Linked DNA regions of Mus musculus: region 1 is linked to region 2. A link is a loop called in an ENCODE intact Hi-C map of the cell type or tissue named here. Cell type or tissue: heart. All regions are shown on one strand. Links, peaks and the distances in the headings refer to the core of each region. The heading gives the core; the rest is flanking DNA.

Region 1 (8,616 bases), core at 3,480-5,979, 1.4 Mb after region 2:
TTTGAATTTAGAAAGGCAAACTTTGCTTATTAGGTTAGCCTGGTGAGTACCTCACATATGTCAAAAATGGTATGTCAAACGCAACAGCAGGAAATGGGTAGGTATATTTTTGACTCTCTAAGAGTACAAAGTAAAGAGGGCCCCAGAAGATTGTCATGAAAACCCAAGAAACAAGTTTGATTCTTTTTTTAACAGAGACGTTGACCAAAAAGGCTAGTCAACACTTTGTTTCCTTTTAGTCTACCTCCATGTTTTGTTTCTTATAGTCTATGAACTATGAGCTCTTTATGGTCATATTGCCCAAAAGGTCATTTTGACAGATTTTTCCAGTACTAAAAATATCTGGGGCTTAACTGATAAATCATGAGTGTCTTTGAAGAGACAGAAAGTTAGCCTTGGGAAATTCTCTACCTGATGTAAAAAAGACCACTTTTACTGAGTGGTTTTGCCAGTGGTTCTCCTGGTCTAATCTTCTTATTCAAATGTAGATGACATAAAGTTATAGAAGTTTTTAAAAAATATATTCATACTAATCAACATAGAGTTATACCTTTGAAAGGAAAAATATTGGGCTCAACCCTCCCCCAACAAAGTTCTCAGCACAAAGGACATTTATTTACCCTAGTGGGACAGAAGGCAGAAGATAGAGGAAAAAGAAGAAGAGGAAGAGAACCAGGGAGTTGGGGCAGGGACAATTGTCTGAGAGTACGATAAGAAACTGCCTCTGGATAGAGAAGAGATAGATTTGTCACAGGAAAATATCAGTTTATAAAAGTACAAAGGGAAATGCCATGTTAGGATGAGGCATTTAATGGTTATGTTAATTAGTTGAGCCAAAAGGGACTTTTGTCATTAATTAATTAATTTATTTATTCTCTTTACATCCTGGTTGCAGCATGCCCTCCCCCATCCTCTCCTCCCAGTCCCACTCTCACAAATCCCTTCCCCTACTCCTCCCCAATCCTTCTCCTGAGAGAAGAGGAAGCTTCACTTGGATACCACCCTGCCCTGAGTCATCAATCCCCTCACACTGAGGTCCAACCAGGCAGTTCAGCTAGCGGAAGGGGATCCAATGGCAGGCAATAAAACCCTAAAGCGAACCCTAAAGGGGGCTTTTGTTTGCTAGACCTCAAAGCTTTGAAAGATGAACCGTGGTAATCAGTCTCAGGAGGAAGAAGTGACCAAATAAGTGAATAGGCCTTGGTGGATAACTTTAGGAATGTAATCTTACAGTATTTATTAAGGCAGAGTGTCTTAGTTAGGGTTTTACTACTTTGAACAGATACTATGACCAAGGCAACTCTTATAGGGACAACATTTAATTGGGACTGGCTTACAGGCTCAGAGGTTCAGTCCATTATCATTAAGGTGGGAGCATTGCAGCATCTAGGTGGGCATGGTGCAGGGAGAGCTCAGAGATCAACATCTTCATCTAAAGGCTGCTAGTGGAAGACTAGCTTCCAGGCAGCTAGGATGAGGGTCTCAAAGCCCATACCCACAGTGCCACACTTATTCCAATAATGCCATAACTTCTAATGGTGCCACTTCCTGGGCCAAACACTTACAAACTATGACATAGAGGGAATGAGGGGCAAGGGGGCAGGTCTGCCAGAGCCATGCTTGCTATGCTCAAACTGGCCAGAGTCCCTTCAACCTTTCTATTTTCATGTGATTATTTTCCCATACACTAAAAAGTATGAGGAAGAAATGTATATATTGCTTTGGAGAACATTTATTGTCATCTATTATGTGTACAAAATCAGTTTTCTATTGTGGAAACTTGATATAGGTAAGTTGGTGATGCAGCTTGATGTCTATACCAGAGCAAGAAAATAATCTGGAAGGTCCAACTTCTAAACCACTTTTGCTGTCACTTTCTTGTGCCCAGTGCATTGAATAGTCCCTTGGCCAGGCTGTGTGACAGTCACCAAATACAGAAAGCTATAGACCAGGTTCCTGCTTCCTGGAGATCATAGTTCAGAAAGAAAAATATGTTTTTCCCTTTCGTTAGAGTTTCACTGTATGGTCCAGAATGGTCTTGAACTTGAGATCCTTTCACTCTAATGTTCCTGGTATAGGACTAGAGACGGGTGCCATCATATCTTGTGGGAAGCCATGTTTAATGGCATAACAACATGATCAAATGCTTGCTTATAAAGCAGCATGAGTTCTGCAAAAACTGATCAAATGTGGTGGTGAGAAGTAAATATTAGAACCAACATCAGGAGCAGGATTAACAGTCAACTACGTATGGAAGAGAAAACATGACTGGGTGAAACAGTGAGAAAGAAGTCAGTTTCTCCATTCATTGAGTCTGGGCTCTCTTTGAGTCCCTGGTAGCATGTGGGAGCAGAAAAGGCTTCTGTAGTTCTCAAAGATGGTTTTACTTTCAGGAAAAGAAGTCTAGTCAAACTTCCCAGAGGATGAGAGGTCAGTGCTCTTGAAAGGGCAGTTCTAGATGATTCTCTCAGTCCCACCAATTGAGGGATCACACCAATGAAGGGCAGTCCCGTTGTCACTTTGGTATTTCCAGGCCAGAAGCCAGATCCCTGGCACTATGAAAGTGACCCACTTGGATCATTACAACTCACATTGCTGACCACAGAATCTGGACATAATGAGTCCTGTCATTGAAAGAGTTTACTGGTGATCTAAGACAGGAAAACTATTTGTTGGTATGCCAAGGGATATATAGGAGCTAAGACTGACACTAAGGAAGTCATTAGAATAAAGGAACACAAGGAGATGATGCGCTGTAATGGTTAGAAAGGCCTCTAATTTCTAATCTGAAAAAGTTAGGTACTGGAGGCAAATTAGGCTGGAAAGTGACTTGAATTAACTAGTCTGTGTGCATAGATGCTTTTGACTTGAACAAACTCACTGTTTTGCATGAGATACAATGCAGGAATCTGCACATACATGGCATAAACTCAGCAAATTCTGTCTTATAGTTTTCTTTGATTGGATCATCAGGATTATCCCAGTCAAAGAAAGTGAAACAGTCCAGGTGTAGGTGTGAAGTTCAAAAGTAGAGGGTGCAGAGGACCAGACAAGCACAGCACACTTCGCTTTGAAACTTTGGATGGAGTCTATTTATAGTTGAAAAACTCATTCTTCCTACCAAAATTTTCCATTGAAAATCTGTCTTTGACACATTTAATTGTAAATCAGCTGACAGCTTCTGCTGTCTTGGCTCTTGAAGTAGAGTTCCTTGAATAGGCTAGCTGGCAAGTGAGGAGACAGACACAGGCAACGGCAGATGAATCTTTGAACTGTCTTTCATCTGGAGTCCTGTATATGCCTAGTAAAAACATCCTTGTTACCGAAGCATTTATATCCACTGCTTTGGAACCTTGTGAGGGCACAAATCTTTAGCAAAGTAGTTTTTAAGGCCCCCAAAATAGTTGTTCATGAATTTCTAAAGACTCCTGAAAGTCTGATAGTCATTCTATTTTGAAACTTGAATTTCAAGCTGTGTCAGAAAAACATCCCTAGGTGTGGAAGACAGACATACTTTGGCTTAAGTCATGCTCTGTGGCTTATAACTCATATGGTGCTCAGGAATCATGTTTTGGCTAAGTGGCTAAAACTGTAAATAGTAGAGAGAGATAATAAAGTCACTTAACACATGAATGTAGGTTAAATAAAATGTGTCCAGGAATCAGTTACAAATAATGCACTGAAAAGTTTTTGGAGAATATATGGTGGTACTGTCTTGATCTCTTTGTTCCATATATTCAGGCATGATTGAAATTCCCATGTCAATTCACCATGGGTTTGACCAATATTAAGTGGGAACAGCATTTTCTTTTTATTGCATAAGCTTTAACTTTCTCTTTGCTCCAGTCCAGTGATTTTTAATATTGGCTGCACACTGTAGACCCTGGGAAACTTGTAACAAAAATATCAATGGTATTTCCATTCCCAGAGATTCTGATGGATTTAGCCTGAATTGTAGTTCTGCTGGTGAGATAAATTTCATGAAATATTTCATGCATCAATTTAGCTGAGAGAATTTTAGGAGGCAAAGTAGTTAATCATAGAAGATTCTGTTGGGGTACAACAGAAGTCATTGTTGCTTCTGCTACACTATACGCACAGAAAGAATACAACACAGAACCCTTTCTTACTTTTTTAGTCAATTTCCTAATTGGATATGACCCTACTACCTTAGGAGTAAAAGGACTCCCTGACTAACTAACTTTCAGATATATCCTACAGGAAGTAAGTCTTGAACCAAACTAGGCTTCATGGTGAAGCTCAAAGTTGTACTTCTCTTCTTTGGTTGATTGGGGCAATGAAAACAATCCAAGTGTTTTCTTCAAACCACAGGAGTTTGAGACTATTTACTTTCTCCTGTGACTTCTGTTATTTTTAAATATAGGTGTCTTTGTGTCACTCAAAACCTAAATCTTCAATTAGGGTACACTGCCACCAGGTGGCAATAAGGGTCCCATGTGAGCTTTACACCCATGAATGATAATTTGAGCAGTCCCATCCTCATTCATTCATGGATATCTGCGAACAAAATATGTGGATTTTTAACTTTGAATTCTAAAATGTAAATTTTAATTTTACAACTGAACTTTCATACCTTAATATGTCTAAAACTTGTATATTTAGTTGTACACAAATGTCATAGTGTGTGTGTGAAATACTTCATTTCACCATAAATATGAGTTAAAAGAAATTAAGATGAATGTAAAATTAATATCTTATTACCTCCAAATAATTACTGAACACAGTCTAATAAAAAATACTCACTCATATTCTTCTGTAGTCAGTTTTAACTACTAATACCAGTAGGTGCTACTATAGAAACTGAGAGCAACATGTTGTAAAAATTTATTCAGAAGGAGCCACATTCTAGCAATGATCATTTGCTATTCAAGTCTTGATAATATACATCCTACTAATGATTTGATTTTGGTCGATGATACTCTTATTAAGAATAAGCCCCCAGAAACTTAGAATACCCAAGATACAAGATACAATCTACAAAACACATGAAACTAAAGAAGAACAAAGACCAAAATGTGGACACTTTGCCCCTTCTTAGAATTGGGAACAAAACACCCATGGAAGTAGTTACAGAGACAAAGTTTGGAGCTGAGACAAAAGGATGGACCATCTAGAGACTGCCATACCTGGGGATCCATCCCATAATCAGCCTCCAAACACTGACATCATTGCATACACTAGCAAGATTTTCCTGAACGGACCCAGATATAGCTGTCTCTTGTGAGGCTATGCCTGGACTTAGCAAATACAGAAGTGGAAGATCACAGTTAGCTATTGGATGGATCACAGGGCCCCCAAGGAGGAGCTAGAGAAAGTACCCAAGGAGCGGGGTCTGCAACCCTATAGGTGGAACAACAATATGAACTAACCAGTACCCCGGAGCTCATGTCTCTAGCTGCATATGTATCAGAAGATGGCCTAGTCAGCCATTGGAAAGAGAGGCCCATTGGTCTTACAAACTTTATATGCCTCAGTACAGGGCCAAGAACTGGGAGGGAGGGGGAAGTGGAGTCGGGGGGGGGGGAGGGATGGGGGGACTTTTGGGATAGCATTGGAAATGTAAATGAAGAAAATACCTAATTAAAAAAAAAGAATAAGCCATTTTTCACTATTCCATAAAGAAGAATGCAGAGGACCACAGCATAGCTTCACGTTTCCCTTTCTATACTGATTCCTCCTGAACAACTGCTGCAGGTTAGAAGACAGAGACTTGTTCAAGGGCTAAATGTGAGATCATTAGCTAGGTGTGACCTGATTGTTATGTTAAGTCATCTTCTACCAAAATGAGTTTGAACTCAATGTCACCTAAATCTTTGACACAACAACTTTACTACCAAAAAAAAAAAAAAAAAAACCAAAAACCAAACCAAAACAAAAACCAAAATAAAACTTAAAAATTCTTCTCAAAACATGTTCTTTACTCAAAGAGTGCTAACAGATTTTTGTCTATTCTTGGTAACGGCTTTTTGTCTCTTCTGTATGTAGACACTATGTTGAGAAAAGGAATGTCAGTAAATTTCATCTTCAGTTAATATCACCGACGACAGAGGAAATATTGTATAGACATACATCAGACTGTAAGTGTATTTTTGGAAGTGGGGGACAAAGCTCCATTTCTAAAGTGCATGAGACATCGTCTCAGCCTCTATGAGGATTCATTAGAATTCTTACCAACATTTTTGTTAGTGACTGCCTATGAATGCACATCACTTTCCTCAGCCACTAATTAGCTTTAACTGTCATTTGTACGCAGTGTCAAATTTCCTGAGAAAGGGGTCTCACTTGAGAAATTACTCAAAAAAGATTAACCTGTGAGCATTTCTTTGAGGGATTGTCATGCTTGTTAATTAATGTAGGAGGACCCAGCCCACTATGGACAGCAATATTCCCTAGGCAGATGGACTTGTGATGAAAGCTAGCTAAGAAGGAACCTGTGAGTTAGCAAGCAGCATTCGTTCATGGTGTCTGCTTTATGTGTCTGCTTGAATTCTTGTCCTGACATCCTTCAATGATGAACCATAATGTGTAAGTTTTAATGCTTCCTTTCTTTCCCCAGACTGATTTTGATCAGAATGTTTGATCAGATCAACAGAAAGGAAACGACAGAAAAAAATCGTGAGAGGAACATGAAGGTAACACACTCATGGAGCAAAGATGAGAAACTTCAGAAAACTTCAGCATCCTGCACAAACGGAAGTAGAAAATTATTCTCAGGTGATGATACTCTTATTGATAAATAACATTTTCCATTTAAACTTTAATCTAGCATTAACATAGTCATCAGATAATAAATATTTGTATTTTTAATTTCACGATTTTGAAAAAGATACTAAGCATTCTGGAACAAACTAAAAATCAAGATTAAATTCATTAGAACTCATATTATATACATTCCTGTCTTTGTAACTTTCATTTTGTATGTGTAAATTACTCAGTGAAACTCACACATACATAAGCAGAGATGATGCATCCATAGCAGAGATGACTCAAATATTAGATTTGCTTTCTGAGTCCATTATGAGATGATAAGAAATTCTTGAAGGATAGAATTGTTGGAGATAGAAGGAAAAGAACTTGGAATAGAACTTTCTTGGAATAAGACACTACTTCTAGTTCTGAAGTCTTAGATCCTTCCAATATGTCTATGAAAACCCAGAGGACTATGATTGTTTCTCATCTTTAGGATTTTGTGTTTGTATTTCAAATGACCTCTACAGTTTTTATGCTCTATGAAGAATTCTCTTGCCCTTAACATGTACTGGATGGACTGCAGAACTGAGTTCATTATTATGCCATCACATTTGAACATGGAGACCATTATTCCTAGGCCCCATTGTTCATTATGCTAAATGGATCAATCCACAGCAATAGCATCTGGGAGCCTGTTAGAAATTCTAAATGCTGGGGGTATCTCTTGACTAATGCATCAGGATATGATTTTAAAAGATCCCGAGATCATTCTGACATACATAGAAAAGTTTGAGAAGCCTGAGTATAGAGAAATGGTTCATGGAAGACAATAGGCAGATTCATCACTTGGGCTAGAGAGAGATGCAAGTACCTACTTCTCTCCTACCTGGACCTACAACAGGAAGAACTTGCTAACCTAATTTGTTTGACTTTAGAACAGGGACTAAATTGCCAGAATGAAGACAAGAGTGATTCACATGAGTTAAAGTTTCCCAGCAATGTTAACTCATCCTGTCTTTACATGAATCTGAGAATCCATGATTTTTTGAATTCTTCACCATCGTAACCCTTTCCTTGGTCCTGCCCAGCTGAGTATTCAGGCTGAGCATTAGAGGAGATGACCCATTCTTTTCCCTCTAGTCTCCATTATTTTTTAGTAAACATCCATATCTATAGAGAAGTGAGTTTTCTGCATTTGTGTGTAATATCTTCTCTACTCTTTCCATTTACCTTCTGTAGTTTGATGATAAAATTGGGGAATAGGATTGATGAGGCCTTCCAGTCTATTAAAGAGGCCCTGTGACTTCACCTGCTTTACTGACTTAATAGCAGCAACACAGTTCAAGGAAATATAGACACTGTTTTTTTTCCTTTTTAAATTATTGTTCTATGTTCATATGGAGCCACAAAAGTGTAGTGGGAGTCATTGCTGCAATCTGCATTTCTTACTAGAGTCCCACATTGAAAGATATTTTGGTGCCTTTAGGTATTTATAGAACGTTGACTTATTTTCCACACAGACCATGCTCCCTGGAGCATGGCCCCTGTGTCAGAGAACTCTAAAGGAGAACGTTGAGTAGGTAGGCCACCACAATACCACAGACACTTCCCCAGGTGTGTGAACTGAAGAGGCTTCTGCACATAAGAGTTTTTGTTTCAAATCAGAATAATATTTTGCTTTCCATGGGATTAATGAGAAGGTTGTATTAACAAATGTGTAGGCCATGTACTTCTTGAAACACTAAGATAGATGTTTCGGTTGTTAAACTCTTAGTTGAATTTTAAGAATAATATAGAAATAATAATACATTTTGAACAAAAAAGAATCAGAAGTCTTAAGTGATTTCTCAAAAATGCCACAATCTATCAGTGCTGGATCTTGGGCTGGAAACACGGGGCCTCTTT
Region 2 (8,616 bases), core at 3,249-5,748:
CCTCAGCCCTAATATGGTCTTTCTAGTCAAGGGCTTGCAACTCTTTCTCGGTGTTCTTGATCTGGGGAAGCCCCAGGCAGGTGATTTACCACAGAGAACTACCCTGTTTCCACAAGAAGGATTGCTTGCATTCTTCTCTCAAGCCTTTCTTGGTGAAAAGTGCAAACACACCTCTTCCTTGTCATTCACAGATCTCAGGGGTCTTCCCCTTTCTCTTTCTCCTAACCCAGCTTTAGAATGTGAGTTCATTTTGGGCATTAGTGAGATGCATATTAATTCTAAAATAAAAAGCATAGTCTATATCTAATTGTAAATAGATGAGTCCTCCATGTTGCTGTATTGTCTTTTGTCTCCTAGATTAGTTTTATTTTTCCCAAACGAGAAATTAAAAAGTGTTTGCTTTGAGGCTAGTGGATGGTACATATTAGGTCTAGGAACAGAAACATGTTACATATTGAGATCATGTGAGTGTGCATGTGCACTTGGGAAATAGATAAAATCTTTGTACCGGGCATCATGCAGCACATTATATAATACTATGTCTGTCTGTCTATCTGACTGTCCATCTGTCTATCTGTCTGTCTGTCTGTCTCTCTCTCTCTCTCTCTCTCTCTCTCTCTCTCTCTCTGTGTGTGTGTGTGTGCATGCACACATTCATCTTACTCATCTTTGTGTTTCTCTCTGTGCTGATCACTATCTCATGAATCTTTTTGGCAAAGGAAGGTAAGTTTAATGATGGAGACATGTTGTGCATGCCTTGACAAAGGTTTCTTTATTTTTCTTTATTTTTTATTGGTTATTTTATTTATTTACATTTCAAATGTTAACTCCCTTCCCAGTTTTCCCTTTACAAGCCCTTCCCTCCTGCTTCTATGAGGGTGTTCCCCCACCTATCCACCCACTCCCTAGCATTCCCCTATACTGGGGCATCGAGCCTTCACAGGACCAAGGGCCTCTCCTTTCCCATTGATGCCCAACAAGGCCATTATTTGCTATGTATGCAGCTGGAGCCATGGGTCCCTCCATGGGTACTCTTTGGTTGAAAGTTTCTTTTTAAAATTGAATATCATTCATTTGTCTTGTGACAGATTGACGCATGGAAATGATGCACCTTGGGCATATGCATCTTAACTGTTCTCTCCTACTTACCCCAGATATGCCCAACTATTCCTTCCCAACTCCCCAAGGTATCCATTCCCAGTACTCTCTTCTCCCCACTTCACACTGTCTCCTTAACCCCCTGATCTCAGTGGGTTCTGGCTGTTAGAATGTAGACCCATTGTGTTGGCTTGATCATTTGCAGTGAGTTCATGAGTACAATGTCCACATCATGTCCTAAAGACAGCATTTTACAACACTATTTCCTATCCTTTAACTTTATATATTCTCTCTGTCCCTCTCCTACGATCTTACTTGAGCCTTGAGAATGGCAGTACAGATGTCCCTCTTCTTGTTTAGCATCCAGTAGAAATTTATCTTCAGCAATTTGACCAGTTGCAAGTCTCTACTTTGACCACTGCTCTCCACATAGAGAAGCAATCTCTGGACAAGGATAAAGGCAACCATAGGTTATGGGTATAAATGTAAATACTTAGATGGCAATTTGACAGCATGTGGTTTAGCAAAATAAGAGTAGTAGGATCCTTCTTCTGTGACCTTCTGAGCCATAGGCTTTTGACAATGTTTACAGTAGCAGGCCTGAATTCATTCATTCATTACATTTGGAAGCCTCAAATCCAATCCAAATGTCATATGTTACTCCTATAACCTTCATGTCACTATTGTACCAGCACACACATCTTAGCTAGTAGGTCTGTAGATTACAGAGTTGGCAGCAGGAATACCATTGATTTTGTTTTCTCCCATAGTGGCCTGCATAGCATTACAGATATTAGCGAATTAATAGGAAGTTATGAGGTTAGTTCCAGACTTGCTTTTCTATGTTCTACAACAGAAGTATATTGTATCTTTGGCAATATACTCTCCCTATTTAGTTCTGATTGGCAACCAAGAGCAGTGGCAATAGTTTATGTCATTCAGAGGGAACTCTAGGATCTCTCTGACTGATAACTCATGGTAAAATATCCCTGACATGGTACTAAGTTTTTAATTTAGTAAGTTGTGTCTTCTAGAGTAATCATTATGCCCTTGCAAGTATATGTGCATGCAAGTGCAAACTCCTATTTTATAAATTATATTTTAATGAGTTTATAAAAAGTGGGTTTCTATTGAGGTTTTACATATTTGTTTAGTGTTTTCCAAACTAATATCCACCCCTCCTCTTCCTTTACTTTCCCCCCCATATCCACTTAAAGTTTTAACTCCTATAATCTTTTCTTTTATTTTCATATCATATGTTTATATGTGTTCTACTATGTTCTCTCTAAATGGGGTTTCTTTCTTTCTTTCTTTCTTTCTTTCTTTCTTTCTTTCTTTCTTCCTTCCTTCCTTCCTTCCTTCCTTCCTTCCTTCCTTCCTTTCATCTTTTGGAAGAGGAGTGTTGAGACAGGGTTTCTCTGTGTAGGCCTGGCTGTCCTGGAACTCTGTAGACCAGGCTGCCCTCAAACTCACAAAGATCTGCCTGCCTCTCCACCCCTAGAGCTGGGATTAAAGTTGTATTCCATCACCATCAAGCTAAAGACGGTTTCTTAAGAGGTTCATTTAATGGAGTGTTCCTTGGATCCTGGGGTATACAAATGAGTCTGTAAGTAAAGAGCCAATGGTTGCTAATCTATATGACATGTTTGCTTTTGTTTCACATACTGAGGCTAGAAATTTCATGTAATCTGTCAATGATCATTTGAGGATTTAAGTCTGAAGGAGAATTCAGGTGGCAGTGTATTCTGGGTTGTGGTGGAGACCAAAGGGATGCTTAGAAATGAGAAAGGACCTCCCTATGTTACATTGTCTATAAAAGGAGAGCTCACAGTCAAGAAAGGTTTTACAAGTCTAGCCTTCCCCTTACTCTGACTTCTAAGGATCATCATAACCTTGCTCTGGGGACAGTCTCTCAGGGCTCATCACTCTCTCTTTGCTTAAATGGACTGCTTCAGGAGCAATAATGATGAAGTCTGACCACATTGCCAAGTATACTGAGCGAAAAGCTTTCCCCTCACAGCCTGATGCTTTCAAAAATCATAGACATGTCATATATAACAGTGGTTATTCCTGGAGTATGTGGCTTTGTGGTATGTGGTATGGGATAGATGTTTCAAATAATAACTATTCTGAGAATATACTCGAAGAAGAGAAGCAGTTGAGACTCAGCCAAATCAAAAGATATGTGCAAAAATCAGTTTATCTAGAAACCAACAATGCTCCACACTTCTCATTTATAAAGCACTCCTAGACCTAATATGCATTGTACATCAGCCTAAAACAAACACTTTCTAAGGACCCTTGTCAGCTGGATGAACTACCATAGGAAAAAGAGTAAAGCACAGAAGACTCATCTATACTCCTACAGAGGGACATGAAAACACTCTGCCATTCGGTGGTATTTCTGTCTAGTAGTCTCAGTCTGGAAATCTGCTCTCTAAAGAAATTTCAAAAGTAGTTTCTCTTGAAAAGTAATTAGGGAGCCAGATTTTTTAATGCTTTCCATTTATTTGTAGAAAGAGAGTGTTTTTTTAGTTTACTTACTTATTATTATTTTTCAAACGTGCTCATTCCCAGTTTCCTCTCTGTAAACATCTCATTCCATCTTCACTTTCCTTTGCCTCTAATAGGGTACTCTCCCACCCACCTACCCAATCCTGCCTCACCTCTTTAGCACCCTCCTTCGATGGTACAACAGGCCTCCAGAAGACCAAGCATCTCTGCTCCTGTTGATGCCAGATAAGGCAATCCTCTCCTACATATGTAGTGGGAGCCATGGACTTACCCATGTATACTCTTTGCTTGGCTTGGTCCCTGGAGAGACCAGTTAGTTGATACTGTTTTTTTCCCCCTATAGGGTTGCAGTCCCCTTCAGCTCCTTCAGTCCTTCCATAACTTTATTTCTTATACAGTATGTCTGAAATATTTCTTCCATTTGAGGTATTGATTAACTACTTTTCAACATGAAAAAAAAAAACCTTAAATTCCTTAGATGTCAATCTTCTAAAGGTAACTTAAACATCACAGGCGGGGAGAGTTAGTATATTACTGAAGGCAATGCACTGAAGTTGGGGCTCAAGATACCCAACAGAAATGACTGTTCTGTTCCTAGCATCGCTTCGGTTCTATATTTTCGTCAGCTTCTGTACCAGTTTCCTATCAGATTCTTTTGTTTTTGATGAAAGCCAGCTTTGAAATTTTGCCATCCCAAATTACTTGGATACTTAACTGATTACTGAGAGGCAGTCAAATGGAAGTTGGTAATCTGTGCCAAATTACGAAGACAGTGATCAGAACTAGGGACACTCTCAGAACAAGGATGCTCCAAAGATCCAAAGAGCCGAGTTACCTTTTCTAGAGCTAAGGGTTTGGATTGATCATTTTCAAATGACTGAAGAAATGCTTTGTTTAAAAAGAAAAAAAAAAAACAGTAAATTGAGCATAAAGGTAGAATTTAGGTGTCCTTGTGAAACAAGAGAGACACCTGCTTTGGGAAAAACTGGAGAAAGAACCTCAAAGTCATAGGGAGGTTTAGAGCAAATGCTGTTTGGCATAGAATGGATGTGGTGAGTACCAACAGGCATGCTCCTACCTGTGGAATACAGACTGCTTGGCCACTTGGTGGAGGTGTTGGAGAAGGTATTATGTATCACCATAGAGTTGAGCTCTGTGACCTGACAGTGCCTTTGAACTCTGAAATATTATAAGCCTACAAATTTAAATCTAGTCTATTCTGGCTGAGGAGCTTTGCAGGGTAAGGTGGAACTTTCAGTAAAAGAAAAACAAAATCCAAAGAAATGGTCTTTAATACCAAAAGACTAGAATCACTGAATGTTGTAGCTAACACAGAACTTACCAGAGGTCTCCTCAACTGCCCCTCACTCTAAAAATGCTCATGCACAGGCCTTGAGAGTTTAAATGACCTAAGCAAACTGACATCATGTGGGAGTTCAGATTTCAAATGAGAGTTGAGATAAATATACATATGTTCCACAGAACTCTTCCAGGAAACTCTATTTTAAGAGAGCTGTAATAATCCACTCTTCCAATATTTTGTTTACATATAAAGCACACTTGGCTCTTTTTGTTCAATTTGTCAATGATTCATGATAATCAAAGGGTTGAAAAGCTCATTGGAAATTGTCTTTACGTCCAATGATACCTTTACGTTTCTGAGAAAAGTTTAGGAGCTTGTGCAAGCTTGTTTTTTCTCCTTCTGTAACAAGACAGTCTAAGAAAAACAAACTTAGTGGGTGGGTGAAAATATTTGTTTGATTTATACTTCCAGGGTATAGTCCATAATTGAGTAAAGTCAGGGTAGAAACTGAAGCCATAGAGGAGTACTACTTACTGGTTAAGTCTCTGGCTTCCTCATCTGCCTAAGGATAGTGCCATTCACTGTACTGGATTTTCTCATTCTGATTATTAACCAAGACAATCTGTCACAGATAAAACAACAGACTCACTCACCTGATGCAAGGAAATTCTTCAGTTTCAGCGTTTCAAGGTGAATTTAAGTGCTATTAATAAAAATAATAAACAATAAACTAAACAGGACAGGAGTGGATCAGTAAATTAGCAAGATTTTTAGAATGGCTCCAGACAATCATTCCTAAATTTGCCTGGAAAGACAATTTGTAGGGTCCTTAGGGGGGATTGAAATGAGCTTGAAGAATCTGATTACAGGTAACAGTCATCCTCTCTTGGCATACAGCCAACCTAAAAGCCTTTGAATAACTTCCCATACTCACAATGGGGTAGAGGATGGAGGCTGTACCAGCGATTTCTCATTGTGAGAGCTTTGAGAAAAGTTCCTACCACAAGCACCTTTGTGGATTTGTAAAACAGCCAAAAGCAATCCAAATAACCGTGATGGGATAATCCTGGAAATATCTTTAAAACACCAACTTTGAAATAAATTGAGAAGATTACACAGAGTCCTAAAAGTCTCCACACTAGAGGGAAATGGTCAGTCTGTTCTGGGTCCCCTAGTTCTAATGTGAGTTCACATCTATAGGCACTGAACTCCTGAATCCAATGCTACTTATACTAACTTACTCAGTGAAAGCAGATAGTTCATTAATAATCAGCATGTGTAGAAGCCTGTCACATGGCAATGACCAAGGCTTGTGTTTCTCATCGGGAGGAAGGACAGAGACAATCCCGGGTAAAACATAAGTGTATCTCTTTGAACTCTCTGATCAGAAGGAAATAACACATTTTCAAATTTATCTTTAAGGTTCTAATATAGATTTGATTGATATCTTCTATAATTCATCCAGGTTTTTCCCATGATATACCATACACTCCACAATTTAAAGCTGAACTGTGATTCTGGGACATTCCATCATTATAGGCACCTATAAACTGGTTGTTTCTTCTCCTGCAAATACACCCACTGACAGTGGTATAGATGTGTGAATGTGGAGTATACAAGTCAAAGTATAATTTTAGAACTGTATCTTTCACATTAGTAAGACAATTTACTTCACTTAACCAGGATCCAATTTGTTTAACTAGAGAGAAAGTGTCTTGCTTTGGTGAGCAATGCTGCCCCAGAATACATGAGTTGCTAAATGACAGTCTCAGCACCAGGCATTCAAAAGCAAGGCAGGCTAATGTCATTGCCTAGCATAACTAGATTGCAAAACCTTTGGTTGAATACACGATATATTTCAGATGCAGTACCTAGAGAAATAAACCTTGAATGACCATGAAACTGTTTTCCTGTTGGTCAGCTTACATAGTGCCAGAAGATGCTGTGCAGGCTGCTGAGGACAGAGGGGGAGGGAAAAAGAGGAAGAAGAAGAAGAGAGAGTGAGCATACATATAAGATGCCTATAGCAATGTTTGCTATGTGTATGTATTTAATGCCAGTTGACATTATCAACATATTATTTCTTTTTGTTTCTTTCCAAAAATTTGAGAAATCACTTGAATAAGGCTAAGTGAAAGAGACCTGTAGCAGTTGAAAGCGCTGGGGATTCAGTCAAGGTTTTAGCTCTGGGAAGATTTACCAATTAACTCTAGACTGGCACCAGAGTTACATGTATTCCTGCTTAGACCTGCTCTCCTGTAAAATATCATGGAATATAATTACATGCTTTAATTGAATATAACACCAGTTAACTTAGTGAGTAATTTTTGCAATATGTGTAATGTTTTCTGTCACTCCCTATTCTTTTCAATGCAGCTTAATTTAGCCCACAGCTTTCTACCACTACAAGCTTTAGAAATGGGTTTTCCCCAGTCTCTGTGTTTGTGCTTAATTGCATCTTTATTTCTTTGAGAAAGGAAGGGAAATGGAGAAAGGAAAGGGGATGGGGAGGAATCACAGCACACCTTAACATTACTATTGCTTATAACTTTTGCTTTTAAGTTTGGGTAATTAAACTCAATAAAGGTTATATGAATATATACTCTAGAGCAGAGAGAAATAATCAATGAGGAGAGAAAAGAAGAATAAAAAGAAAATTCTTAAAGACCTCTAGATTCAGCAAGTTGCCCTAAGTCTTTAGGTTCTTAATGCTGAGAAGGCCGGGACAACAGGTCCTGCCTCCAAAACACATCATCTTTCATGTCTGTCAATTTCCTGCACACCCACACTGCTTTCACATAAATGGGGACTTGAAACTTTTAGTATCACTTGAGAAGAAAACCTCCTAAATAATAATAATGAAATGATCAGGAATAAACGTCCAACTTGAATTAGTATTCTAGCTTACATCTAATTCCCTTGTTACAGACATGTTTGCTTACTGAGATTTAAAGACATGCAAAATGGTCTTTATGTTTTCTTTATATTCAGTGGTCAGTAAAAGAAAGTCAAACAAACTAGAACAGAACAAGTTCTTAACTTTTAGTGGAAAATTTCATCCTTTCCTTAATTTTGAGTGGTATTGAACATCTTAAATTCAAATTTGTACAAAGGAATCCATACTAAAACTTAACATTGAAAGAGTGTATCTTTTATCTTGGAAATTAAACAGCAAACTTCCTCCAGAGCCAAACTATATAATCTACAGACAAGTTCTTTTTTGATCTATTCAATGTGAGTGGTAGATCCTTGTCATTTTACAATTTGTAAAGAGTGTTACGGTTTGTAAAGAGCTTCTTAGGACAGGGAGGCAGGAGTGGGTGGATGGGTGGGGAACACCCTCATAGAAGCAGGGCAAGGGGATGGGATAGGGGGCTTCAGGGGGCCAGAGATAACATTCAAAATGTAAATAAAGAAAATATCCAAGAAAAAAGAAAAAAGGAGTTTCTTGTCTGAGAAGGGCTAAGAGATAGGCTGGCTATGACACATCATAGGTACTAGCGAAGAGAGATGAAATAAAGCTCTTGGAACATGAGTTGAGGAGCAATTACACAAAGGTCATTGCCAATATTAGAAATGAGCAAACCAAAACTAGAGTAATTAGTTCTAGTCCACATTAAAACTACAGATAGATGGCTATGGTCAAGATCAAGATGGAAGAAACACAGAGTGATGTGACATTCCATACGAGTCAAGGAAAG

The links. A loop is a pair of places that touch in the nucleus more often than their neighbours do. Peaks named below come from ENCODE experiments on the same cell type or tissue, not always from the same donor. Only the 100,000 strongest peaks of a DNase experiment are listed, where the experiment ranks them.
Region 1: a loop joins it to region 2, with 4 times the contacts of the local background. A loop is called at or near these places in 3 of 42 quality-filtered maps.

The regions. Positions count from the first base shown.
Region 1 is chr15:61,411,647-61,420,262 of GRCm38, reverse strand. No RefSeq gene overlaps it. Among named protein-coding and RNA genes, the nearest start is that of Gm24696, 58 kb to the right of the region's middle. In heart, for the core only: a CTCF peak has its summit at 4,441 (motif pointing right); no DNase peak of the experiment used is centred there.
Region 2 is chr15:62,799,081-62,807,696 of GRCm38, reverse strand. No RefSeq gene overlaps it. Among named protein-coding and RNA genes, the nearest start is that of Gm22521, 10 kb to the right of the region's middle. In heart, for the core only: a CTCF peak has its summit at 4,715 (motif pointing right); no DNase peak of the experiment used is centred there.